Linked DNA regions of Homo sapiens: regions 1, 2, 3 and 4 are each linked to region 5. A link is a loop called in an ENCODE intact Hi-C map of the cell type or tissue named here. Cell type or tissue: PC-9. All regions are shown on one strand. Region 1 overlaps SYTL3 (synaptotagmin like 3). Region 2 has its middle 41 kb from the start of TMEM181. Region 3 overlaps TMEM181 (transmembrane protein 181). Region 4 has its middle 35 kb from the start of FNDC1. Region 5 has its middle 53 kb from the start of GTF2H5.

Region 1 (5,000 bases), 470 kb after region 5:
AGGCAAATCTCCTTTTCCCGTATAATTTCTTTTGCTTTTATGCTTCGAGACTTCTTCCTTATCCTGTGATAGGTTAAATATCCACATTAATTTTCTTCTAATTTTTACTTAACTTTTTTTTTTTTTTCCCCTTGAGACAGAGTCTCACTCTGTCACCCAGGCTGGAGTACCATGGCGCAATCTTGGTTCACTGCAACCTCCACCGCCTAGGTTCAAGCGATTCTTCTGCCTCAGCCTCCCAAGTAGCTGGGATTATAGGCACATGTCACCATGCTCAGCTGATTTTTGTATTTTTAGTAGAGACGGGGTTTCATTATGTTGGCCAGCCTGGTCTTGAACTCCTGGCCTCAAGTGATTCGCCTGCCTTGGCCTCCCAAAGTGCTGGGATTATAGGCCTGAGCCACCATGTTAACTCTTTACAATCATCAGGAGGCCCTATCTAATTTTTTTTCCTCCCAATCCTTGATGTTCCTGGTACCATTTGTTACATAACCATTCCCTTTCCCATTGCGTTGTAACCCAGGGCCACTGATTGGCACAGCGTGGGGCACCACTCTCCTTGTGCCCAGCCCTGCGCTCCAGCGGGTGCTGTCTCATAGAGGACACACGGTGCCCTCTCCTTCACCTGCAACTCTTGGCAATTTGGCCCTAGCCAGATTTTGAATGTTTGAGAGCAGGAGCTATGAGTAAAGGAATAAGTGAATAAATAAATTGAGCAGGGATCTGCTCATTTGGCCACAAAAAGTGCTGTTAGAGGGAGTAGTGTCCATTGTCAGTGCCCAGCACTGAGTAGGCACCTTACAAATGTAGACATCCTTCCCTTTTTGACACGGGGAAACCTAAAGCTAAATGTAACATTCAGTTGCAGTAATTCCAGGAATCATTACACCCTCTGCACCCAGTTTCCTTTTTATTAGCTTTTACTTATTTCTCTTTTGATGATCTTATTGGATATGTGCAATTTAAGATAAAATGCCCCCCAGATTTCCTTGGAAGTAGACATGCTATAAGAATCTAGTGAAGAATAATAAATTGTGGTAATATGTGTTGTGCTATTTTTTCAACTATTAAAACAATTTAAAAACAAGAAAAAATGAGCCTCAGTTCTTCATTTTGTAGAGCGATAGTACAAAAAATTTTAAATATTTTGATTTATTTAAAAATTTTTCTGATTATAGGCTGGCTTTTTCCCCTAAAATTTCATAACTGGATATTTAGTTTTGTGGTCTTAAAATAATTTCTTTGATGCCACCGTGGTGGTTCATCTGTAGTACATTCGAATTATCAAAGCACCCAGACCTTCATAGGCTCTCTTGCCTTTAGGAAGCTCCCCAGGACAACCTGGCATCATCACCTTCTGTGCCTCCATCCACGGGCATTTGGCAATCCGTGCAGAGGGTTTTTAATGTGGTTCCTGGACCCACGCTCCAGGATCAGCTGCAAACTGATTCAAATTCAACCTTCCTGGCCTCACACACACAGGTTCTAATTTGGTGGGGCCAGATGGGGTTCAAGAGTGAATGTTTGGCTAAGGGCGGTGGCTCATGCCTGTAATCCCAGCACTTTGGGAGGATGAGGTGGGAGGATCGTTTGAGGCCAGGAGTTTGAGGCCAGCCTGGTCAACATGGTGAAACGCTGTCTCTAATAAAAATACAAAAATTAGCTGGACATGGTGACACACGCTTGTAATCCCAGCTGCTCGGGGGGTTGAGGCAGGAGAATCGCTTGAACCTGGGAGGCGGAGGTTGCAGTGAGCCAAGATCATGCCACTGCATCCAGCCTGGGCAGCAACTGAGACTCCATCTCAAAAGAAAAAAAAAAAAGTGACTGTTTAACAGTTCCCCAAGTAACTTTTTTAATGTACTTTAAGTAAAGTAACAAAATTAGTAAACAATTATGATAGAACTTTTTTAGATCACTAATAACTAGAAAACAAGCTGAAAATTCATCTCTCCTCTTTTGGCATCTGCTAAGCGTATAGAAATGATGCCCTCTTCTGGCTCCTCCCTGTAAATGCACCTCTTTTACTTTTTTTCTTTTTTTTAACAACCATGACATTCTGTTACTTGATGTACAAGCTTAAAAGCAGAAAGATGACAATATTAATATTAAACTTTTTTTTTTCTTTTTTGAGACGGAGTCTCGCTCTGTCGCCCAGGCTGGAGTGCAGTGATGTGATCTCGGCTCTCTGCAAGCTCCGCCTCCCGGGTTCACGCCATTCTCCTGCCTCAGCCTCCTGAGTAGCTGGGACTACGGGCACCTGTCACCACGCCTGGCTAATTTTTTGTATTTTTAGTAGAGACGGGGTTTCACCGTGTTAGCCAAGATGGTCACGATCTCCTGACCTCGTGATCGGCCCGCCTCGGCCTCCCAAAGTGCTGGGATTACAGGCGTGAGCCACCGCGCCCGGCCAATATTAAACTTTCTTAAGTTAAGAAATAGTTGTAATTTCTTAATGCCTGTAATTCCAGCACTTTGGGAGGCCGAGGCGGGCGGATCACGAGGTCAGGAGATCGAGACCATCCTGGCTAACACGGTGAAACCCCGTCTCTACTAAAAATACACAAAAATTAGCCGGGCGTGGTGGCGGGCGCCTGTAGTCCCAGCTACTTGGGAGGCTGAGGCAGGAGAATGGTGGGAACTTGGGAACTGGAGCTTGCAGTGAGCCCAGATTGTGCCACTGCACTCCAGCCTGGGCGACAGAGCGAGACTCCGTCTCAAAAAAAAAAAAAAAAAAAAAAAAAAAAAAAAAAAAAAGGGTTAAATGTAATAGATAAGCAGTCTACTCAGACTTTCACTGTATTTCTAATAGTTAGGGAAATAAAATAATTTAGAAAGGCTAAGGCTTAACATAGCCTCTGATAATGCTCTCAATGATTCATCATGTAACTAACCAGGTTAATTATTGTATCTTATAATTATGAAGGAAAATGACCTTTATCCCTCCCTCCCAGCAGTAAACGTGATTGAGTTCTTCAAGTGACTTTTCTAAGTTGTATTCTTCTGCATGGGCAGTTTAGACATGATCCGTCCCATCACAGGGTTATGAGGACGGCATCAGATTGGCTGTGTGGGCTTGAAACACTCAGGCTCATGAATTAAAAGAAGCAGGTGCCAGGCCGGGCGCGGTGGCTCACGCCTGTAATCCCAGCACTTTGGGAAGCCAAGGAGGGCGGATCACGAGATCAGGAGATGGAGACCATCTTGGCTAACGTGGTGAAATCCCGTCTCTACTAAAAAAAAAAAAAAAAAAATACAAAAAATTAGACGGGCATGGTGGTGGGCGCCTGTGGTCCCAGCCACTCGGCAGGCTGAGGCAGGAGAATGGCATGAACCTGGGAGGTGGAGGTTGCAGTAAGCCGAGATCGTGCCACTGCACTCCAGCCTGGGCGACAGAGCGAGACTCCGTCTCAAAAAAAAGAAAAAAAAAAGCAGGTGTCAGTCAATACGTAGCTGACTCTATCCCAGTGCCCTGCCTGCCTCTCCTCTCCGTTGGTTTGCTCAGTAAACACCCCTCATCCCTGCAATTCATCCAATGGATTCCACAAGGATGATTCTGTAAAGCTTTCTTTGAATTACAAATGGAGTCCATAGTTTATGTGTGCTTATACTCCTAAGAGGATGTCTTTATGAAGTCATGTTTATTTCCCAGATAAAAATTTTAAAAATTTTACATAGACTTTTGTTTTATTTTTTTGAGACAGCGTCTCATTTTGTCACCTAACCTGGAGCACAGTGGCGGGATCTTGGCTCACTGCAGCCTCAAGTTCTTTGGCTCAAGAAATTCTCCCACTTCAGCCCCCCAAGTAGCTGGGATCACAGGCATGCACCACTACACCTGGCTAATTTGTTTTGTTTTGTTCTGCTGACATGGAGTCTCACTCTGTCACCCAGGCTGGAGTGCAGTGGTGCGATCTTGGCTCACTGCAACCTCTGCCTCCCTTCAAGCGATTCTCCTATCTCAGCCTCCTGAGTAGTGGAGATTACAGGTGCATGCCACTACACCCAGCTGACTTTTGCATTTTTAGTAGAGATGGGGTTTCACCATGTTGGCCAAGCTGGTCTGAAACTCCTGACCTCAAATGATCCACCTGCCTCAGCTTCCAAAAGTGCTGGGATTACAGGTGTGCCACTGAATCCAGCCTTTCTTTCTTTTCGTTTTCTTTCTTTCTTTCTTTCTTTTTGGTAGAGACAGGGTTTTGCCGTGTTGCCCAGGCTGGTCTCGAACTCCTGAGCTCAAGTGATCCACCTGCGCCGGCCTCCAAAAGTGCTGGGATTACAGGTGTGCCACTGCATCCAGCCTTTCTTTTTCTTTTCTTTTTTTTTTTTTTTTTTGTAGATACAGGGTTTTGCCATGTTGCCCAGGCTGGTCTCGAACTCCTGAGTTCAAGTGATCCACCTGCCTTGGCCTCCCAAATTGCTAAGACTGTAGGCGTAAGCCACTGTGCCTGGCCTGCTTTTATTTTAAAGGAAAGGTGGATCCTATTCTTGAATATTTTGTTACTACTCTCCTTAAGAGGAAAGATAAACACATCACCACTAAAAGAAGTGTGTGTCTTGGTAGTGTTTTCCCAGCAGATTGGATTGCTTTTCGTGTCTCAGAGATTTTTAGACAGGTCCATTTAAACTAAGTAGAGCCAAGACTATCAAATCAGATTTTATGATTAATGTAATAAGACCTTGCCCTTCAAAATTTTTTGCTTTCTCCCTGTGTTTCTAGATAATAATCTTCCTGAGACAGGCTCTTGATTTTATTCTTTTTTTTTTCTTTTTTTGAGATGAAGTTTCTCTCTGTCACCCAGGCTGGAGTGCAGTGGAGTGATATTGGCTCGCTGCAACCTCCGCCTCCTAGGATCAAGCAATCCTCCCTCTCAGCCTGCCAAGTAACTGGGACCACAGGTGCACACCACCACGCCCAGTTAGTTTTTCTATTTTTAGTAGAGACGGGGTTTTGCCATATTGCCCAGGCTGGTCCTGAACTCCTGGGCTCAAGTGATCTG
Region 2 (5,000 bases), 300 kb after region 5:
CTCTCGGCTAATTTTTGTATTTTTAGTAGAGACGGGGTTTCACCATGTTGGTCAGGCTGATTTCGAACTCCTGACCTCATGGTACGCCCGCTTCGGCCTCCCAAAGTGCTGGGATTACAAGCGTGAGCCACCACGCCCGGCCCGAGCCTGGTACTTTTTAAAAAATCCTCAGTACCTGTAGAGACACAGCTGAACATCATCTCATTAGCCAAGGTTTTCTCTCAACTAAATGGCAAGAACGGATGGCTTTCCTTTCTTTCCATTTGGATATCTGTAGTCTCCAAAAATAAGGCAAAGGTAAAGATGACACCCAGAGCCAACTCCATGTAACAGCAGGTTCGCAAACCACAGTATAGCTTGTTCTGACAGCAGGAAGACCCCACAAGCCCTTCTCAGGGAAGGTGACGGGGTTCAGGACACACACCCCAGAATGTGGCACCTTGGCATTTGAGAAAACAGCAGAAGCAGGAAGTTCACTCTCACCTTCCCCACATCCCCTGGCCCCTGCAGCAGGCCCAAGACCCTTGTTCCACAGGTGCCCTCCCTGCCCCCAGAGGAGAGGAATGTCTCCATCTCTGAAGACACAGGGGTACAGAGAAGAACCTGCACAAACGGGCACTGCGGAGTCCCCCAGCTTATTCCCAAGGGATCACACCCCTTTGTCCCACTGTCCCTCACACCTGTCGACTTCTTCATCAGACTTAGCAGCGTAAAAATACACAGGTGTCGGCCAGACACAGTGGCTCACGCCTGAAATCCCAGCACTTTGGGAGGCCGAGGTGGGCGGATCACTTGAGGTCAGGAGTTTGACACCAGCCTGGCCAACATGGTGAAACCCCATCTCTACTAAAAATACAAAAATTAGCTGTAATCCCAGCTACTCAGGAGGCTGAGGCAGGAGAATCGCTGGAACCCGGGAGGCAGAGGTTGCAGTGAGCTGAGATCGTCCCACTGCACTCCAGCCTGGGCAACAGAGTGAGACTCCATCTCAAAACAGACAAACAAAAAAACAGGTGTCTGTGTCTTTGGGTCCTCATTTCTGAAGGTTCCCATGTCATGTAAAACTTGCATCACTTAACAATGAGAGATGTCCTGAGAAATGTGTCACTAGGCTGTTTTGTCACTGTGGGAACCTCACAGAGTGCACTTACACAGACCTAGAGGCATGACCTGCGGCACACTTGGTCTCTGTGGGGCCGCTGATTGCTTCCGGACTGCAAACCCGCACAGCATGTCACTGTGTTGAACACTGCAGGCAACTGAAACACAATGGGAGGTATTTTTGTATCTAAACATAGAAAAGGGACAACTAAAATCCAGTGTTATAGTCATACGGGATCACCATTGCATATTCAGTCTGTTGTTGACTGAAGCATCTTTATGAGGTGCATGGCTGTATTAAATAAAATTTGTATGGTTTTCTCTTGTTAATGGGGGCCCTGGTCATGACCCTAGTGATGGATGAGGAAAAGAAATGTTTCCTCCCCTGCAAAGGTTTGGTCCCAGTTAAAAGATGGGGAAATCTCAGATAGAAAATCGTAAGTGACTTTCCTCTCATCCAGGCAGTGTGTGTTGAAAAAGAGTCAGGAGCAAATCTCAGAGCCATGAGGCCGCAGCCCCTCTTTGAGAATCGCTCCTTGAAGCATCCTGAACCACAGAGAACAAGCGCCGGCTCCCCAGGGAGCAGAAGCCAGCACCTCAGATAGAAGCCTCCCCTCCAGGGAAATGAGTCACAGACGAGCCCGGGTGAGGCTGCGCGGCTGCGCCTGCCCCGACCTTTGCTTTTAACTTCCTTTCTCCTTTGCAGTCACCTTCCCATGAGGGAGATGATACTCCGAAGATGGGTTCATTTTGTCCAGACTTTGTCCAGGTTCCCGAAGATGATCTGGAGGATCATTTTATTGTATGTTTATGGAAATAAACAAAACCAGTGCCAGTGAGCCTCGCAATAGAAGGTGGTGAGTATAAAATGTAAACGGCACCCTGATCAGCACTCAGCCTTCTTCGTGTTCACACTGAAACTATCCAGCCTGCCAGGTCCTTGCTGCTGGGTAAACAGCATCTCCCCAATTCCCCGTGCAGTGCTCTCTGTTGTTTGGGCTCCGTCCCCTCTGGTGCCCTCTTCAGGAGAACAATACTTTCAGCTGAAGGTTATAAATTGGCAAACAAGTGGAGTGGTGTGTTGGTAAATAGCTAACAACCAGCTCTCCAGAAACACACAAACTTGGAATGAATAAATATACCTTACATGAGCATTATAAATTGTATTGCTATATAGGATGTGTAGTACACAATTACAATAACAAAATACACAATATTTTTCTTATAACTCCATATAGCCAGACTTAATAGCTAATGCTTTTGTTGATTTTTGCCAAATGTTTGTCTTGCAGCCAACCTAAGATTGTAATTGGTAAACAAATGTAGCCTCAACATGAATGTTGGTTATTTTCATTTACATTTTTGAGCAAGACAAAAGTGAAACAACGAAAATGTGTCTTCAGTGAAACACCATAAACATATGTTAGAACTTTACTCATACATTAATGACATAAGCCATTTCTTTGCTAAATGGGATAATAGTTTTTGAAGATCAGATCTCGATTCTTTTGTGCTGTTTACAATGTGATGGTGCAGATATGACACATTTTTAATTTAAATTGCATTATGAACACTGCCTTCATCACATTCTTAAGTCTAGAGCCTAGACTAAAACAATGAAATGAAATCAACCCTGATTTGTGGCTTTTGCTGATTTCCATGGTATAAATATTCCCACCAGACTCACTGAAGGAGGAGTTGGAAAGAGATGTGCCTTAAGTAGCAATTTAATTTTATATAATGACTGTATTTAAAAATTGGCTCTCAAGATTCCTGGAAATGTCACCCTCAGCTGTCACGAGGCAGGGAGAGCCGCCTGCAGCACCTCCCGGCTGTGTGTGGTGTGTGCTGGGGGGCAGCATAAGCCCAGACTCTGATTGGAGGGCTACACAGCATTGCTGAGTCTAGGCAGGCTGAGGCACTCAGCTAGAGATTTCAGGACACAGATTTTTTTTGGTGGTTCTTTCATTAATCAGCAAATATTTATGGAGTGTCTAATGCATGCCAATCACTGCGATGCCTGGAGGAGATGGGTAGCTACGCAGAGTGGACAACAGCCCTGCCCTGCAGAGGGTATGGTCCCAGCTGGTTCTCTACCTCCAAGACTGCTGAGTCCCTGTCTCCCAGACCAACTCATCCTCTCCACCCAGTGTGTGGTGTTCTGGGGCCCCTGCGGAAGGGTGCGCAGCTGTTCCAGATGACAGGGAGCTGCCCTGGACCCCTCGCTCTCCTTCCTCCTGTTCCACAGTAGCCACTACCAAGTCCCAGCCACTTCTCCTGCAAGAGCTCCTCCTCTCCCTCTGCTGCCTGACCTGGGCCAGCACTCACTCTCACTTCTGCCTCTTCAGCAGCCTCCTGCGGACTTCTAGCTCCCTCTTCCCCCAGGCCACTCTCCATTCAGCAACTAGGCTGATTTTTAAGATTAAAAAACCTGTGTTTTTTGTTTTGTTTTGTTTTGTTTTTGAGACAGGGTCTCACTCTGTCACCCATGCTGGAGTGCAGTGGTGTGATCACAGCTTACTGCAGCCTTGACCAACCTCCTGGGCTCAAGAGATCCTCCCACCTTAGCCTCCCAAATAGCTGGTACTATAGGTATGCACCACCATGCCCAGCTAATTTTTGTATTTTTCTGTAGAGACAGGGTCTCTTATGTTGCCCAGGCTGGTCTTGAACTCCTGAGCTCAAGCAATCCACCCACCTTAGCCTCCCAAAGTGCTGGGATTATGGGCATGAGCCAGCACAACTGGCCAGATCAAATTTAATGAACATAAAAAACGAAAATACATTCAAGAGGGTCCATGATGTCAAAGTTAGTTCTTGGAAAAGATTGATTTGACAAATATCTGGCATGATGTAGGAAGAAAAAAAGAAAGCACAAAAGTATGATATGAGGAATAGAAGTGGAATCTAACTTCAGAGAGAGATCTTTTTAAGAGAAAGAAAATAAGAAGACTATGCACAATTGTATGCTGTAGATTTGAAAACTTGGAAATGTAGTCATCAGTAGAAAATCTTCCTGCAAAGAAAATTTCAAGCCAAATGGTTTTACTTATTAGTACCATCAACTTTCAAGGAACTTGTTCCTCTACTCTTATACAAACACTTTCAGAAAATTAAAAAGAGGAAACACTTCTCCCTCACTATAAGGGCAAAGTGTTATAATATTCAAAATAACATATCAATATGACACTGACACCCAAACAAGACAAGGACCAATCACAAAGGAAATACAGGCCATCTCACTGAAGTGATCACACCACTGCACTCCAGCATGGGTGACAGAGTAAGACCCTGACAGCCTGGCCAACATGGTGAAACCCCATTTCTACTAAAAATATAAAAATTAGCCGAGAGTGATGGCACACGCCTGTAATCCCAGCTACTCAGGAGGCTGAGGCAGGATAATCACTTGAACTCAGAAGGCGGAGGTTGCAGTGAACAGAGATTGCGCCACTGCACTCCAGCCTGGGTGACAGAGCAAGACTCCGTCTCAAAAGAAAGAAAGAAAGAAAGAAATGCCTGGCATAGGCCGGGTACAGCAGCTCACACCTGTCAGCCCACCACTTTGGGAGGCCAAGGTGGACCTATCACTTGAGCCCAGGAGTTCAAGACCAGCCTGGGCATCATGGCGAAACCCCATCTCTACAAAAAAATATGAAAATTAGCCTGGCATGGTGTCATGCACCTGTAGTCCTAGCTACTTAGGAGGCTGAGGTGGGAGGATTGCTTGCCTGTGAGTTTGAGGCTGCAGTGAGCTGTGATTGCGCCACTGTACTCCAGCCTGGGTGACAGAGTGAGACCCTGTCTCAGAAAAAGAAGAGGAGGGGAGGGGAGGAGAAGGGAGAGAAGGGAAGGGGAGGGGAGGGGAGGGGAGGGGGAAGAGAGCCTGGCACTTTCAG
Region 3 (5,000 bases), 380 kb after region 5:
TTCCCGATGCTATGTTGATTTTTTTTCAGGTTTTTTTTTTTTTTTTTTTAGTTTTATTTTAGATAGCTTCTATTGCTGTGCCTTCACATTTACCAATCTCTGTCGTGTCTAATCTGTTGATCATCTTCCAAGTCTTTATTTAACACAAAAATCTTTCATCTAGCTGCTTTATTTCCTTATCTGCTAATTTTGTCATCTGTGATTTCTGGGCCAGTTTTGATTCGTTGTTTTTTTCCTCATATGGTTTGTATTTTCCTGCTTTTTGGTGTGTCTGGTACTTTTGGTTCAATGCCAGACATTATTGATTGCTAGGTTTTATATCTTATAAATATCCCTGAGCTTTGTTCTGGGACGTTGTTAATTTCCTTGGAAATGGTTTGATCTTTTCTGGCCTTGCTTTTCAACATTGCTAGGTGGGGCCAAAGCAGCATGAAGTCTTGAGGCTTATTTTTTCCTAACGCTGAGGCAAAAGCATTCAGCATATGCTACCCAATGCCCTTTGATGGTGAGTTTCTTCTCTGTCTTGTGGGTGCCAGGCACTGGCTTTTTGGGAGGTTCGTTCTCTCTCTGTACAGCTCTCCTTTCCAGCACTCTGTCCTGTGGATTCGGGCCAGCCCTGTCTCCCTGGACTCCCAGCCGTGGCTCTGCCTGGGTTCCCCTCCATGATGTGGGGCCACCAGGGGCACCCCTTGTTGTTTCCCATCAGTCAGAGGTTACTACCCTTCATTGCTTCCTCAGGTCCAGTGTCTTAAATCATCCTTGTGCATGCGTGCATGCGTGTGTGTGTGTGTGTGCGTGATGTTTTAGGTAAATCTGTAACTCTATTTGTACTGAAGTGGATTTTTTAAATTGCTCAGATGACTTTAATTCAATGCATCAGAATGATGGGGCTCTCTGGCCCTGTGAGCACAGTGTTCTGGGGTCTGGTTATGGACCTGGCTCGTGCTTAGGTTGGTGGTGGCTAGCCTCTGCTCTGCTGTCAGCAGCAGTGCCCCTGTCCTCGGCTCCATCAGTGCACACTTGGCACACGTGGGACTGTCCAGTCAGCATGAGAACGGACTCCTTCAACTGCAGCTCACTCTTCTGCTTTCACATTCATACTTAAAGGTTTTACTTAAACTTTGTAACAACATTCTAGTTGCACTTTTACATCTTTTAAAACTTTCTTTTGATGGAAAGTATGACTATTTCTAATAAAGAGATTGACAAGCTTGATTTTTGATGTGAGATATAAGATCCGAATGCTTTTATGATTATAAAATAATTTGTCGGATTTATCCATGTAACAACATTTGAAATTATTTTTCGCTCTTGGTAATTAAGATTTTTTTATGTCTGTGTCCTTTGATAAAAAAGTAAACTGTACTAAATGTTAAAATTTTGGAACATGTAGGATGTTCCAAAATTTTAACCTGCATGGTGGCAGGCACCTGTAATCCCAGCTACTCAGGAGGCTGAGGTAGGAGAAGTGATTGAACCTGGGAGGCGGAGGTTGCAGTGAGCGAAGATTGCGCCACTTCACTCCGGCCTGGGCGATAGAGCGAGACTCCATATCCAAAAAAAAAAAAAAAAAGTGTGTGTGTGTGTGTGTGTGTGTGTGTATGTGTATATATTGTCTCATCTAGAGATAACTATTAGTAATCTGGTGTATTTTCTCTTAGATGCATATATATTTTTTTCAAATTGTTTTCTCCACTTTCTATTTTAGTGGAAGACTTATAACCCTGCCTTCTCCCGGTTGGAAATCTGGTTCCGGTTTTTCTTTGTGGTGCTCACCTTCATCGTCACTGTGAGTACCATTCGCCTGATGGACCGCAGCAGATCCCAGCCAGGAAGAAGCTGGTTTATGCAGTTAGGATCTTCGGTGCAAGCCACATGGAGATTGATCTGAACTCAGATGCTCCATCCAGTGGGCTGTGCTGATATTACAACTCTGTGTGTCTGCCGAGATGCTGCCGTGCAAGAAAAAATGATGTGGTATCATGTATTCAGGATTTCTGTAGAGTGCACGTCCGTGACTTTTAAGTAAATGTTGATCATGTGCGGTGAAAAGTGCCATTTCACCTGTGTGGAAGGAAGCTGCCTTACTTGAATGAGCTTCTCTGAGTGCAGATGCAGCATGCTCTTGGGTTTTTATATTTTATATTTTTATAGTTGTGCCAGTCCTTTGCGTTTTTGGGCATTTTCAGGAATAAGGCCAAAGAGAAGTGTTTTGGAAATGCAGGCATTGGGCTCGTTTGGGATCTGAGGTTTGTGTCCACAAACCCACATGACTTTGGGGGAAATGCTTACCCTGAGAAGCCCAAGGGAGCCCCCCCAGAGCCCCAGTCTGCAAAGATAAGAATTGGTAAATTGGAGGAAGGGAAAGTGTGCTTCATTTAGTGATCTGTTGCCGCCCGAAGTGTGGCGTTCTGCCTGCATCAGCTGCTTGTCCTTGTGCGGGATGGTGGGGAGGTGACATTTAGGAAATGTGTCCACCCAGGAACACTTGGTATTTTTCAGAGTAACTGTGCATGGAAGGACACAGGCGCGTGCACATGTGAGGGGGTGCTCTGCTGGAGCGAAGGGCGTGGGCGCTAGAGCCACAGGGAGCTGGAGGGAAGGGCGTGGGCGCTAGAGCCACAGGGAGCTGGAGGGAGGGGCGTGGGCGCTAGAGCCACAGGGAGCTGGAGGGAAGGGCGTGGGCGCTAGAGCCACAGGGAGCTGGAGGGAAGGGCGTGGGCGCTAGAGCCACAGGGAGCTGCAGGTTGTGGTGCTTACGCCCAGCCCAGGGCCTCCAGGATCTCAGGGCTCCCGCAGTGAGCTTCATAAATGAAAGTAGAAAGCTGTTATTTGTGTCTGGGCAGCCAGAAACACTTGCTTCTTCTCAAAGGCTCTCTGATGCCCTGAGATTCTCCTGCCACACTCTGGAGTCCAAAGAGCTATTTATTACTCAGGGCCCCAAGTATGTTCTTAAAAAGAGGGAAGATGGTCCCTAGGCAAGGAAACCCACATTGCCTAGAAAACTGTTGGCTTATATCAGATTATACGAAAACAATCAACAACAAAACCCTGGCCTAAAAATTATGTTATATAATGTTTTAAAGCAGTTTAAAGAAACTTATTCCATGGGCCTAACACACCTTCTTCAGGGAGGTGTTTGAAAAGAAACGCATCCTCTGACCTTTGTTACAAGACTCCTACATTCTCTTGGCTTTTCATGGGCAAGCCCTGGCACCATCTTGGAAGCTGCTGCCATCTGTAGCAGTTGCGCTGCCGGGAACATGAGGCTCCTGTCACACCCACAGATGTGGCCTGTGTCCTGGGTGGGTTCGTCTGAGTGCTGGCTCTCTGGAGCAGGCCCAGTGGAAGTGGGCCTTGTTTTCCTCGCCGTGGTGGTGAGAGGGTGGGTCCTCTTTCCTTTTGCAGGGATTACGTTCCTTCTCCTTTCCTGCTCCTGTGAGGACAGCTCGGAACCTGTCTTAGCTGTGGCTTCTCTGCAGAAAGTAACAACCTTGTCTTGGTTGTCACTGATGGCCTCCAGGACACAGTAGGCAATTCAGCCAGGGCTTAAGGCAGCGACTCTTAGTGGGGCACCTAGACCATTGATTAGAGAAGACAACCTGGTATGCCGGCAAGGTGTGAGCAAAGGCTGCAGGCAAGGTGTGAGCAAAGGCAGTAACTGGAGGCCTGATTTGGTTTGCAGTGCCTGTTTGCGCATTCCCTCCGGAAATTTTCCATGAGAGACTGGGGCATCGAGCAGAAGTGGATGTCTGTTCTCCTGCCTCTGCTGCTACTTTACAATGGTGGGTAGTTCCATTTTTACTTAGGAACTTTTCCCTTTAAAATGTAAAGCTGGAGGCCAGGTGCAGGGTTGTGCCTGTCATCCCAGCACTTTGAGAGGCTGGGGCAGGAGGACTGCTTGAAGCCAGGAGTTTAACACCAGCCTGGGTAACATAGCAAGACTCTACAAAAAATAAAATTTAGCTGGGCATGGTGGTGCGTGCCTGTGGTCCCAACTGCTTGGGAGGCTGAGGTGGGTGGATTGCTTGAGCCCAGGAGTCTGAGGCTGCAGTGAGTCATGATGACACCACTTCACTCCAGCCTGGATAACAGAGCAAGACCCTGTCTCTTAAAACAAAACAAAACTAAAGCTGGAAGCCATCTTGGAGATGGCCTAGGCCCAGAAGAGCCCGTAGGGAGCCCCAGAAGGAACATGTAGCCGTGTGCTCCCTGCCACCCCAGGAGCCATGTTCCACCGAGCTGGGGCAGATGCCTGGCTCTCTAACAAATAGGCGGCTGTTCGGTAGTTAAAACTTGGACGTGCTACAGACACAGCAGTCCTGGAACTTGGCTGAAGGTGGCCAGACATGGCTGGCTGTTCCTCTTTTCCTGCTCCAAAAGTGTTTGCTTCCCGAGCTGCCGCAGTCGGAACTCCCAGGCTCCGGGAGGAGCTGATGGCAGTGGCATACGGCGCTCTGTCGTGATCAGTGCAGCAATCTGTTCAGTGGCTTTTAGGTGTTTTGGAAAACAAAATAGCCATTGGTTCACTACCTTTCCTTTGGCTCTGACCAGGGAGAAAAGCTGGTAGTGAGCTCAGACCCTGCAGTGGGATGGGGTGCTCTCTGCTAGGTGCTGACCCCGCACAGGTATGGGGTGCTGTCTGCCAGGTGCTGACCCCGCAGAGGTATGGGGTGCTCTCTGCTAGGTGCTGACCCCGCAGAGGTATGGGGTGCTGTCTGCCAGGTGCTGGCGGGCCTGTTTTCCACATGGATTTCTGCCCTTTGTGTTCCAGATCCGTTCTTCCCCCTCTCCTTCCTGGTCAACAGCTGGCTCCCAGGGATGCTGGATGACCTCTTTCAGTCCATGTTCCTGTGCGCCCTGCTGCTCTTCTGGCTGTGCGTGTACCACGGGATTCGTGTCCAGGTGAGCCGGAGCCGCCCTCACTGCCGGGGGAGGTTCCAGACTGTGTCCTCCCTCCCGAACTCTGAGGACAGCCCAGAAAGGTGAATTTATCCATG
Region 4 (5,000 bases), 910 kb after region 5:
ATGCCTGGAATTTTCTAGGTGTGTAATTGTTATTTTTTTTTTTTGAAAGAATGGATGTTTATGAGGGAGTGGAAACTCCAAGTTTAAAGAAACAAAACCATAATTTCCCATAATTTCAGCTTTACCAAACTTTCCTACCCAAAGGCCGGGACTTATCTCTTGACACAAAACTTTGTAAATAGATTAGACCGCTTGTGGTCATTCTTGGAGCAGCTTCTCTCTATGCACTTGACTTCTGAATGCAACATTGATTTTGATTCTTCACCCTCCTCTCTTTTTACTTTGGCCCCTTTCAGGGTACACAAACTGCTGTCAAGGTCAGATTCATGGACAGGATCCAGGAACAACCATTTCCCACCCTGGGCCACACAGAAGAAAAAGATACTTTGTGATTTCTGGTGCAAAGCAGAGATGAGGCTTTGTCTTGTGGCTGGAAGAGAGAGGGGGCTTGGGCAGAGAAGCTGGCAGAGAGGGTCCAAGGCAGGGGACGGGAAGGCTCTGGCACCCTTCCAGAGAGGGCACCTGTGGGAGGAGTTGTGAGGGGCTGGGCTTTGTGAGGCCTGGGGCCCAGGCGATCAGGCGATCCTGCTTTGGAGGCAGAGATGGCGCAGTGCCCCGGAAAATGGAGAGGAGGCCCTGCCCTCCACCCCACGCCTGTGGCAGCGGCAGGGAGTCTGTGGCACCGGGGGCTGGAGCAAGCACCGAGGGCAGAAGGGGCGGCGGGTGGCTGTGGGCAGGACACACGGGAAGGGTTTGGCCACAGTCCACACGGGACGCCCCTGGGGTTCCAGCCACAACAGGGAAGGCTGCGAGGCAGGGCTGAGGGATGGCTCCTGCAATGTGGGTGTTGTTGCTGACCAGCCCTGGTTCTCGCCTCAGCCACCTCCCTGCCACAAAGGCTATGATATTTTCCCCCAGGAAAGTCAATGTGGCTGCACAGACATTTCTTATAAAGCTACATCACACCCCCACCAGGGGCTGCATTACAGGTATTAGGATCCCCATTGCTCCTTTCCACCACATCTTCCCTGGTGCCCCTTCGCTCGTCATTCACAGTGGTGTCCTGCCCTTCCTCCCGGCTCCTTACACCTTCATTTTCTCCAGCATCCGCTTAGTATTGATTTCTCTCGTGTTTTCACATATTGGTTTTGTTTGCTGAGCCAGATCATGGGGAGCTCTGTGAGGATGGGGAGCTTGTCTTACATATCTTCCTCATTTTCTATACCCAAACACCTACCACATGGGAGCACACAGCTGCCACTCAGGAATTGCTTGGTGGGTTGAATGAATGGCTTAGAAAGCAGAGTTCTTCCTTAGTTCGTTTTCTTTCTTTCTTTCTTTCTTTCTTTCTTTCTTTCTTTCTTTCTTTCTTTCTTTCTTTCCTTCTTTCCTTCTTTCTTTCCTTCTTTCTTTCTTTCTTTCTTTCTTTCTTTCTTTCTTTCTTTCTTTCTTTCTCTTTCCTTCTTTCTTTCTTTCTTTCTTTCTTTCTTTCTTTCTTTCTCTTCTTTCTTTCTTTCTCTTTCTTTCTTTCTTTCTTTCTTTCTCTTCTTTCTTTCTTTCTTTCTTTCTTTCTTTCTCTCTCTCTCTTTCTTTCTTTCTCTTTTTTAAATGTAACTTTCATTTTAGGTTCAGGGGAACATGTCCAGGTTTGTTATACAGATAAACTATGCAGGTTTGTTGTACAGATTATTTCATCACCCAGGTACTAAGCCTAGTATCTATTAGTTATTTTTCCTGATCTTTGTCCTCCCACTCTCCACCCTCCGATAGGCCCGTGTCTCTTGTTCCCCTCTATGTGTCCTCAACATTTAGCTCCCACTTCTAAGTCAGAACATGCCTTGTTTGGTTCTCTGTTCCTGCATTAGTTTGCTAAGGATAATGGCCTCTAGCTCCATTCACGTCCCTGCAAAGGACATGATCTTGTTCCTTTTTATGGCTGCATAGTGTTCCATGGTGTATATGGACCACATTTTTTTTTATCCAGTCTACCATTGGTGGGCATTTACGTTGATTCCACGTCTTTGCTATTGTGAACAGTGCTGCAATGTATACACACATGCATGTGTTTTTATGGCAGAACGATTTCTATTCCTTTTGGTGTATACTCAGTAAATGGGATTGCTGGGCCGAATGGTATTTCAGACAGATTATTTTCTATAGAGACGAATCCTGGTCGCAGCCGAAGCAGCATGCCCCCTCCTTTCCCAGCTCAGCCACACACCCCGCTTATCTCCTGTTGCTGTTTCAAACACCCTCCCGCCTTTCCACCGCAAAGACCCTGCGCTTTGCGAAGATCCTCACTAGGGAATTTTGGAGACAGAACCTCTGAGAGCTGTCACCTCAGCTCGGGTTAGAAATCAATTCAGATTTCTGTGGGCAGCCTGAGTCCTGAGTGCACACCCAGACTTGCCTTTTCTTGCACACAATAGGCACTCAAAGTTTGCTCAATAAACAAGTAAATCAAGAGAAAATAATAAAAAGAGAGAACCCTCTTATTTGACTAAAGGAATGAGTTTGTATGTATTAGTTGCATACCCACCACATGCATATTGTAGTTGAACTGTTTTAGGATCCATGGGGGAGAATGGCCGTGCAGCTTGGCCCAAGTAGCTCTTTGCCAACAGGGAGGAGGCTGTCGCTATTGCCACCACTTCTTTACCACGATGGCTCTCTGTTTCCCTCTGGTGGTAGATCCATGCCCTGCAGTGGATGTTTCTACGATTCCCACAAGGTTAAATTTGAGCAGAATGGATTGTTAAATCTTGAAGGTCCTTACAGGTCTGTGATTACAGAGTTTCCCCAGCTAGACTATTGTGACACAATCTGGAAAGCCTCTGAATTCTTTACAAGATTAAAAATTGGTTTAAATTTTGATGAAAGTGAAAATATAAGCATCTTATGGGAGATGTGGATGATTGCTTTCCAATCACGTCCTGCACTGCAGTTCTGTTTTCACATTTGCCAGCACAGCCTGGGCTCCCTGTACCAGTAAAAGTTTTGCAGTTCGAAAACCGCAGCACACTATGGAATAAGCAAGCCCAGCGCAAAAGGCTTGTGCCTTCAGTCCACCTTCAGTGATGGGTGGCAATTCAGTTTCAGAAATGCGACATCCTCTCTCATGTTAGTTTGGCCAATTGAACTCTAATGATTTTAGTGTTGTTACTAATTACTTTAAAAATGTACTTTGGTGATACTTAAGCGCTATATGTCCAGCTTACACCTTATTTTATAATTGTGTATTTTTATGTGTTATTACAGTAAAAATGAAGTAATTCAAATGTGGAGGTCTGCAGGTTTTCCCTTTAACACTGGGTCAAGTGTTGAGCTTGTGTGAACAACAAATGATGCAACTGAGGTCCAGATGAATATGTCAGTGTAGCAGCATCATGTATTTGATTGAGGGCAGACCCAGGAATGCACACATAGAGCAGGTGTTCAAACTCCCAGTCCTGCATTCTCTCCACCAGGCCATCCAAATTGTCTGGATTCAAGAAAATCTATTTTGGTATTGATGAACTCCACTCTTTGCTTCCTTTTATCGGTGGAGACTGGATCTGTAATCACTTAAAAATAATCGACATTGAGATTAATTACTTCTTTTCATGTTGATTCAAGTCACAATGTATTTCATGTTGTCTGTAGCATTTTGCTTAACAATATTAAAATTATGTGATTCTTGCCCAAGAACAGCTTATAATTACATGCAGTGGGGAGAGGAGAGACGTATATGGAAATGTAAATAATTAACGGATAGTGTAGCAAGGCAAAGCTGTCACTGTTTTTCATTGTTTTCATTCTTTGTATCCCAGCAGTAACCTTTCTGAAAGTCTCCTAGGAAGTCAAGAAGGAAGCCCCAGTCCTCCTTGTCTCAGGTGTATCTGTCCAGGGGTCACTGCTCATTTCTGTGTGGGAGAATATGGCATATGAGCCTCAGGAGGAGGGTGGCCTGAAAGACACACTGCTCATGAGGTCTTATAGCATATAAGGGCTCTTTGGGAAGAATCAAACCCCCCAATCCCCGAGGCTGGGGTTTCCTTCTCTCAGAGCTGGAGAGCAATTTCTCTGCCACCAGCGCTGACGATTTGCCTTGGCTTGGAAAGCAGCAAGCTCTTATTGTGGCTGGCCAGGCCAGGGGACCCGTCACCAATGGGGCTGCACGTGCCAAAGCACTGCCGCCATGGAAGTGTGTGCCTGCTTGTGCACAGTCTGTGCATACACCAGTGTGTGCACATGCATGTATGCAGGCGTGCACGTGTGTCTGTGTGCACACACATATGTGCATCCACACTGGAGGCGAGGCCAGCTTCCTCACGTGTGGGACATGCAGCAGCTCTGGGTAGAGTCTGTGTTTTTCAGGCAGTGAGTGATACTTCATCTGGGGGCCCTGCAAGTTGGGAGTGGGGTATTCCTGAGTCATTTTGGCCTCTCAGACATTATGTGACTCCAGTGTAATCCCCAAACATGGGCCTTTGCTGCTTCCAAGTTCCAGGATAATTAGCTATGAATGTGCTGAGTGTTTTTGAAATTGTGGCCACCTATCTCTAGGACCTAAGAGTCCTCTATCTACAGTGTCAGGGAGTGTGTAGGCAAAGGTGACAGAGCGTGTGCAAACTAAGATAGTCCCTCTCCTGTCATGTATGCATTATCCACTCACCCCCAAACAATGGCTTTTGATAATTTCTCACCACTTGGTGGGCAGGCTGGGCCAGGTGGTCTAGGATGGCACCCTCCTGTGGCCTGTGGTTGGCCGATGGGAGCTAGGGCAACGTGTGGCTCATCCCCCGGCTGGCTGACTGGCCTGGGCTCCTCCTTCATGCGGTGCTGGGGCAAGGCTCCCTCACCTGTCACCTTGTTGATGTCCCACTGGCCAAGCCCAGCTTCAAGCGGGGTGAAGACATACTTCACCTCTTGACAGGAGTGTCCACCAAGTCATGTTGCAGTTGGGGGGAGGGGGCATAATTGAGGACTTGTTAGGAATCTCCCTGCTTTGCAGCTGAACA
Region 5 (5,000 bases):
AAAATAGCTTAGTATCTATGTTAATATTAGCGTAGTTTTCAGAGACTTCACAAAATGGAATTTTAAAATTGTTTTTATTCTTCTGTTTTTTGTCTTTATTTTTTAACTTTTTTTTTTCTGCTCCCACTTCACTGGGATTATTTTATACTCCTTTAGCAGTCCCATGTAGATGTTTCTTGGTAGTCAGCCCTCCATCACAAGTGATTCAGGAATCCCAGCCCTTTCCATCTGGTGGCTTCATTCTCTAGGGCCTCAAGTTCTTTACACCTAGCTGGCTGGCAGGGGAAGAGAACATGTGGAGAAACACACCCATTTCTTAACTGCCTTGGCCAGGAGTGAGATACATCATTCCGATTGCAAGTATCAGTCACATGGCTCCACTTGGAGGTAGGGAGGTACTAGGAAATACAGTCTCTTGCTGGGCAGAGACTTCCTGGTTACAGTTCTATCACATGAGAGGACTCGTGGTGTACAATTAGCTGTCTCTGCTGCAATACCCAAAACACTTGCATGATTTTGCAGCTGTGAGTAAGATTATTTCGACATAGATAAATCACTGCTGGGATTGCTTACTTTTGTGGTCTAATACTTATATAATACTTAAATGTTTAAGTCTTTCAGAGATTATCTTCCTCCATCTAATTTTTTTTGTTTTGTTTACCTTATTTTTCTTTTTTTCTGATACAAGGTCTTGCTCTGTCACCCAGGCTGGAGTGTGCCATGGCATGATCATGGCTTACTGTAGCCTCAACCTCCCAAGTTCAAGCAATCCTCCCACCTCAGCCTCCTGAGTAGCTGGGACTACAAGCCTGTGCCACCATGCCTGACTAATTTTTAAAAATTTTTTTAGAGATGGGCGTTTCCCTGTGTTGCCCAGTTATAACATATATAACATATGTATTATATATGTTATATAATACATATATATATAAACTCCTTGGTTCAGGCTATCTTCCCACCTAGGCCTCCCAAATTGCTGGGATTACAAGGCTGAGCTACAGTGCGTGGCTTTTTTTTAATATAACAAAATTTATTTATTCAGTGTCTGCTAAGTGATTCTCTTTGGAGCAATGCTTAATTACAGTATAAAGTTATGACATGACATTTGTATCCATTGGTCCTATTAATAAACATCAGTTGCAGAGTATGAAGTTTGCAGTTACAAAATCTAAGTTTTTTACTGAGTAAAACTGAAAATGGCTAGCATTTACATAAAAATGGACAATTTTGCAAAATAGAAGTGATAATGGCACACAGTCCTAATTAGAAGGCTTACTTTCCTAAGAGCATGTGAGTGCCAGTGTATTTTCACTAGGTTTTGTCTTTTTGACATCTGCTTTTTTACAGTGCTGATGATTTCTGTTAATTTCATGAATGACACCTTTATCACATTTCAATCTATGATCTTTTTTTTTAAAGTTTTGTCTTAAGGCTTCAGTGTCTTCATTTGGAAAATAGTGTCATCATCCACAAAGACCTGGTAACAAACAGTGCATAGAAAAGTCATTGAGGACCGGATGCAATGGCTCAGGCCTGTAATCCCAGCACTTTGGGAAGCCGAGGTGGGCAAATCACATGAGGCCAGGACTTCGAGACCAGCCTGGTCAACATGGTGAAACCTCGTCTCTATTAAAAATACAAAAATTAGCCGGGCATGGTGGTGCGCGCCTGTAATCCCAGCTACTCGGAAGGCTGAGGCAGGAGAATCGCTTGAACCCGGGAGGTGGAGGTTGCAGTGAGCCGAGATCGTGCCATTGCACTCCAGCCTGAGTGACAGAAGGAGACATTGCCAAAAAAAAAAAAAAATTACTGAGGTCCTCAGGGCAAACTTGAAACAGCTGGGAAGATTTTGTATGTACGAGAAAGCCCAACCTAAAATTGTTTAAGGAACAAGGGAGTTTCTCATCTCAGAGAACAAGAGGTTTAAAGATGGTGAAGGCATGTGGCACATACACAGGTTGGCTGTTTCAGAGGGACAGTGACCTGGCCATTGTCTCTGGTCCTCCGGCCTCACTGTGTTGGCTGTGTCCTCTCACGGCCACAAGGTGGCAGCAGCAGCCGCGGGCACCGCAGCCTTCCTGGAGGAGCGGTTCTCCGACTCAGGACTACTTCCTTATCACAGGCTTAAAAACCAAGACGCCAAAGAGCTTTAAAAAAAAATAAAAAAATAAAAAAATTAAAAAATATATATATATATAAAATACATATATGTAATGTTAATCAATATTTACCATTTTATAAATAATAAACTGAAAATTTTAAAATATTGATTTATTATTTAAAAAATAATAAATCTATTACGTTAACATACACCATACATTTTTATGACAAAAATAACTATAAAAAATTTATATAACTATATAAACTTATACAAATAAATTTATATAACTATATAAACTTATACAAATAAATTTATATAACTATTAAAAATTATTAAAAAACTATATAAAAAATTTAGTGAGAAGGTGGCACTGTTTTACATTTTTACATGTCTTTGATGTGGGCTCCAGTGAGGACAGGCGGTTTCTCCTATCTGCTTCTCATGCAATCTGTTGTACATTGCACATCATCACATAGCCTCTGGAAGAGTTCAGCGTACACTCGCAAGAGGTGAGAGTGGAAATGACATCTTACTATTATTATGAAAACGATTTGACCCAAAGACCCCCTGAAAGGGAGAGTCCTTATGCCTCTTTCAAAAGCTAAGAAACGGGCTGGGCTCAGGGGCTCATGCCTGTAATCCCAGCACTCTGGGAGGCCGAGGTGGGTGGATTACTTGAGGTCAGGAGTTCGAGACCAGCCTGGCCAACATGGTGAAACCCCATTTCTAGTCTCTACTAAAAATACAAAATTAGCCGGGCGTGGTTGCATGTGCCTGTAATCCCAGCTACTCAGGAGGCTGAGGCAGGAGAATCGCTTGAACTTGGGAGGCAGAGGTTACAGTGAGCTGAGATTGCACCACTGCCCTCCAGCCTGGGTGACAGAGCTAGACTCCATCTGAAAAAAAAAATACATAAAATTAAAAAAATAAAGGCTAAGAAACGGTTTCTGAAAGGCTTTCCCAGTACGGTACCCCCCCCGAGCGTAACTGACCAGAACTGGATCATTTGCCTGTTTCTAAGGAAAGAGAATAGCATTGGCAGGATTTGCTTATACCAATGGCTCTCAAACTTGGTGTGCATCAGAATCACCTGTGGAGTGTGTTAAACCACGGACTGTTCAGGCCCCCAACAGCAGGGCTCTCATTCAGGAAGTTTGGCATGGAGCCTGAAAATGTCCATTTTTAACAATCCCCATGACTGCTTCTGCTGCTGGGCCAGGGACCACATGGTGGGAACCACTGGCACAGCCCAATCAGGATGTGGGGATGTGGCCAGGCTTCCTGGAGTGGACTGTGATATGGATACACGCGGATATCTTAATAAACTAGGGTTCATTAGCAAGCAAGTCGGGAGAATGGCTGCGGGTACAACCAACAGTATTTGCTATCCTTATATTCTCAGAAAATTTATGGTGGACTCCTCCAAAATAAATGCTTGAACAATGGTCCTGTTAGTGACTTTTTACTGGTTATCAAGTATATCTTGGATTCACGGTCAAGGGAAGAAAAGGGTGGGGGAGGGCGAAAGGGAAAAAAAGGAAAGCATGGCATTGAGATAGAAATTTAACTTTAGGGCCTAACACGTGGCTCACACCTGTAATCCCAACACTTTAGGAGATGGAGGCAGGAACATCACTTGAGCCCAGAAGTTTGAGAACAGCCTGGGCAACATATTGAGACCCCTATCTATTAAAAAGAAAGAAAGAAAGAAATTTAACTTTAAAATGCCCCAGTTTGTTTTTTTGTTGTTGCTGTTATTTTGTTTGTTTTTCTCTTTATAGCCCTCCTGGCTTGAGAAATTTACATTGGATGAACTTGCTGAGGAAAAACAAAATATAATTGGGAGCCAAGTGTGGCAGCTCATCCCCATAATCCCAGCACTTTGCAAGGGCGAGGTGGGAGGATTGCTTGAGGCCGAGAGTTCAAGACCAGCCTTGGCTACAGACTGAGACCTCATCTGTACAAAAAATTAAAAAATTAGTTGGCCATGGAGGTGTGTGCTTGTAGTCCTAGCTACTCAAGAGGCGGAAGCGGGAGGATTCCTTCAGCCCTGGAATTGGAGGCTACAGTGAGCTAAGAGCATGCCACTGCACTCCAGCCTAGGTGACAGAACGAGACTCTGTTTCTAAAAAAAAGTTTGTTTATTTTTTTCTTTTTTTGAGACACAGTCTTGCTCCAACGGTGCAAGAGTCTTGCTCCAGGCCAATGGTGCGATCTCGGCTCACTGCCACCTCCACCTCCTGGGTTCAAGTGATTCTCCTGCCTCAGCCTCCAGAGTAGCTGGGATTACAGGCAGCCACCACCACACCCAGCTAATTTTTGTATTTTTAGTAGAGACAGGGTTTCACCAGATCAGCCAGGCTGGTCTTGAACTCCTGATCTCAGGTGATCCACCCGCCTTGGACTCCCAAAGTGCTGGGATTACAGGCAGGAGCCACCGCGCCTGGCCCTAAAAAAATGTTTTCAAGATACTTCTTATGGGAGGTTGATATAAATATTCCAAACTACAGCAAAATCATGGGTCAGAAAAGAGCCCTATATATATTTATATGAGTGAATTTAAAGAGCTACAGGGCTTTTGAGTTGGGAAGGGTCAGGGAACAATGCCCCCTGCCCATTTCATAGACTCTGAAATGGAGGCTGGAGAGATGTAGTGGTGTGCCCAGGTGGCGGCACAGATGAGAACCCAGGCCATGTGACCGTCTATTCTTCAGAAGTCTCAGTTAGTTCTTCCAAGTGGTGGTGAACACAAACACAAAACCAGATAGAACAGATTCTACACGACAGATAAGACCAAAGCATTTAAGGGGATCACTATTTGAGAGAAGTCACGTCCAGTGAATGATGCTTCAGCTATAGTAGTCTTCAGGCTCAGATGTGACAACCCTCGGCTGCCAGC

Evidence for each region. A loop is a pair of places that touch in the nucleus more often than their neighbours do. Peaks named below come from ENCODE experiments on the same cell type or tissue, not always from the same donor. Only the 100,000 strongest peaks of a DNase experiment are listed, where the experiment ranks them.
Region 1: it touches region 5 in a loop (14-fold over the local background); 88 of 110 quality-filtered maps call a loop at or near these places.
Region 2: it touches region 5 in a loop (16-fold over the local background); 74 of 110 quality-filtered maps call a loop at or near these places.
Region 3: a loop joins it to region 5, with 15 times the contacts of the local background. A loop is called at or near these places in 93 of 110 quality-filtered maps.
Region 4: a loop joins it to region 5, with 15 times the contacts of the local background. A loop is called at or near these places in 6 of 110 quality-filtered maps.

The regions. Positions count from the first base shown.
Region 1 is chr6:158,689,539-158,694,538 of GRCh38, forward strand. All of the region lies in intron 6 of SYTL3 (synaptotagmin like 3), which reads left to right. Among named protein-coding and RNA genes, the nearest start is that of SYTL3, 42 kb to the left of the region's middle. In PC-9, a CTCF peak has its summit at 2,015 (motif pointing left); no DNase peak of the experiment used is centred here; H3K27ac peaks cover 110 bases.
Region 2 is chr6:158,516,612-158,521,611 of GRCh38, forward strand. No RefSeq gene overlaps it. Among named protein-coding and RNA genes, the nearest start is that of TMEM181, 41 kb to the right of the region's middle. In PC-9, CTCF peaks have their summits at 2,117 (motif pointing left) and 2,317; DNase peaks (open chromatin) are centred at 1,750 and 2,060; H3K4me3 peaks cover 1,139 bases; H3K27ac peaks cover 1,377 bases.
Region 3 is chr6:158,603,559-158,608,558 of GRCh38, forward strand. It overlaps TMEM181 (transmembrane protein 181), which reads left to right. Exons shown (of 17, transcript NM_001376852.1): 7 at 1,709-1,789; 8 at 3,686-3,785; 9 at 4,775-4,905. Among named protein-coding and RNA genes, the nearest start is that of MIR7161, 3.6 kb to the right of the region's middle. In PC-9, a CTCF peak has its summit at 1,928; no DNase peak of the experiment used is centred here.
Region 4 is chr6:159,132,236-159,137,235 of GRCh38, forward strand. No RefSeq gene overlaps it. Among named protein-coding and RNA genes, the nearest start is that of FNDC1, 35 kb to the right of the region's middle. In PC-9, a CTCF peak has its summit at 2,702 (motif pointing left); a DNase peak (open chromatin) is centred at 2,686; H3K27me3 peaks cover 224 bases.
Region 5 is chr6:158,219,004-158,224,003 of GRCh38, forward strand. No RefSeq gene overlaps it. Among named protein-coding and RNA genes, the nearest start is that of GTF2H5, 53 kb to the left of the region's middle. In PC-9, a CTCF peak has its summit at 2,020 (motif pointing right); DNase peaks (open chromatin) are centred at 518 and 2,058; H3K27ac peaks cover 1,579 bases.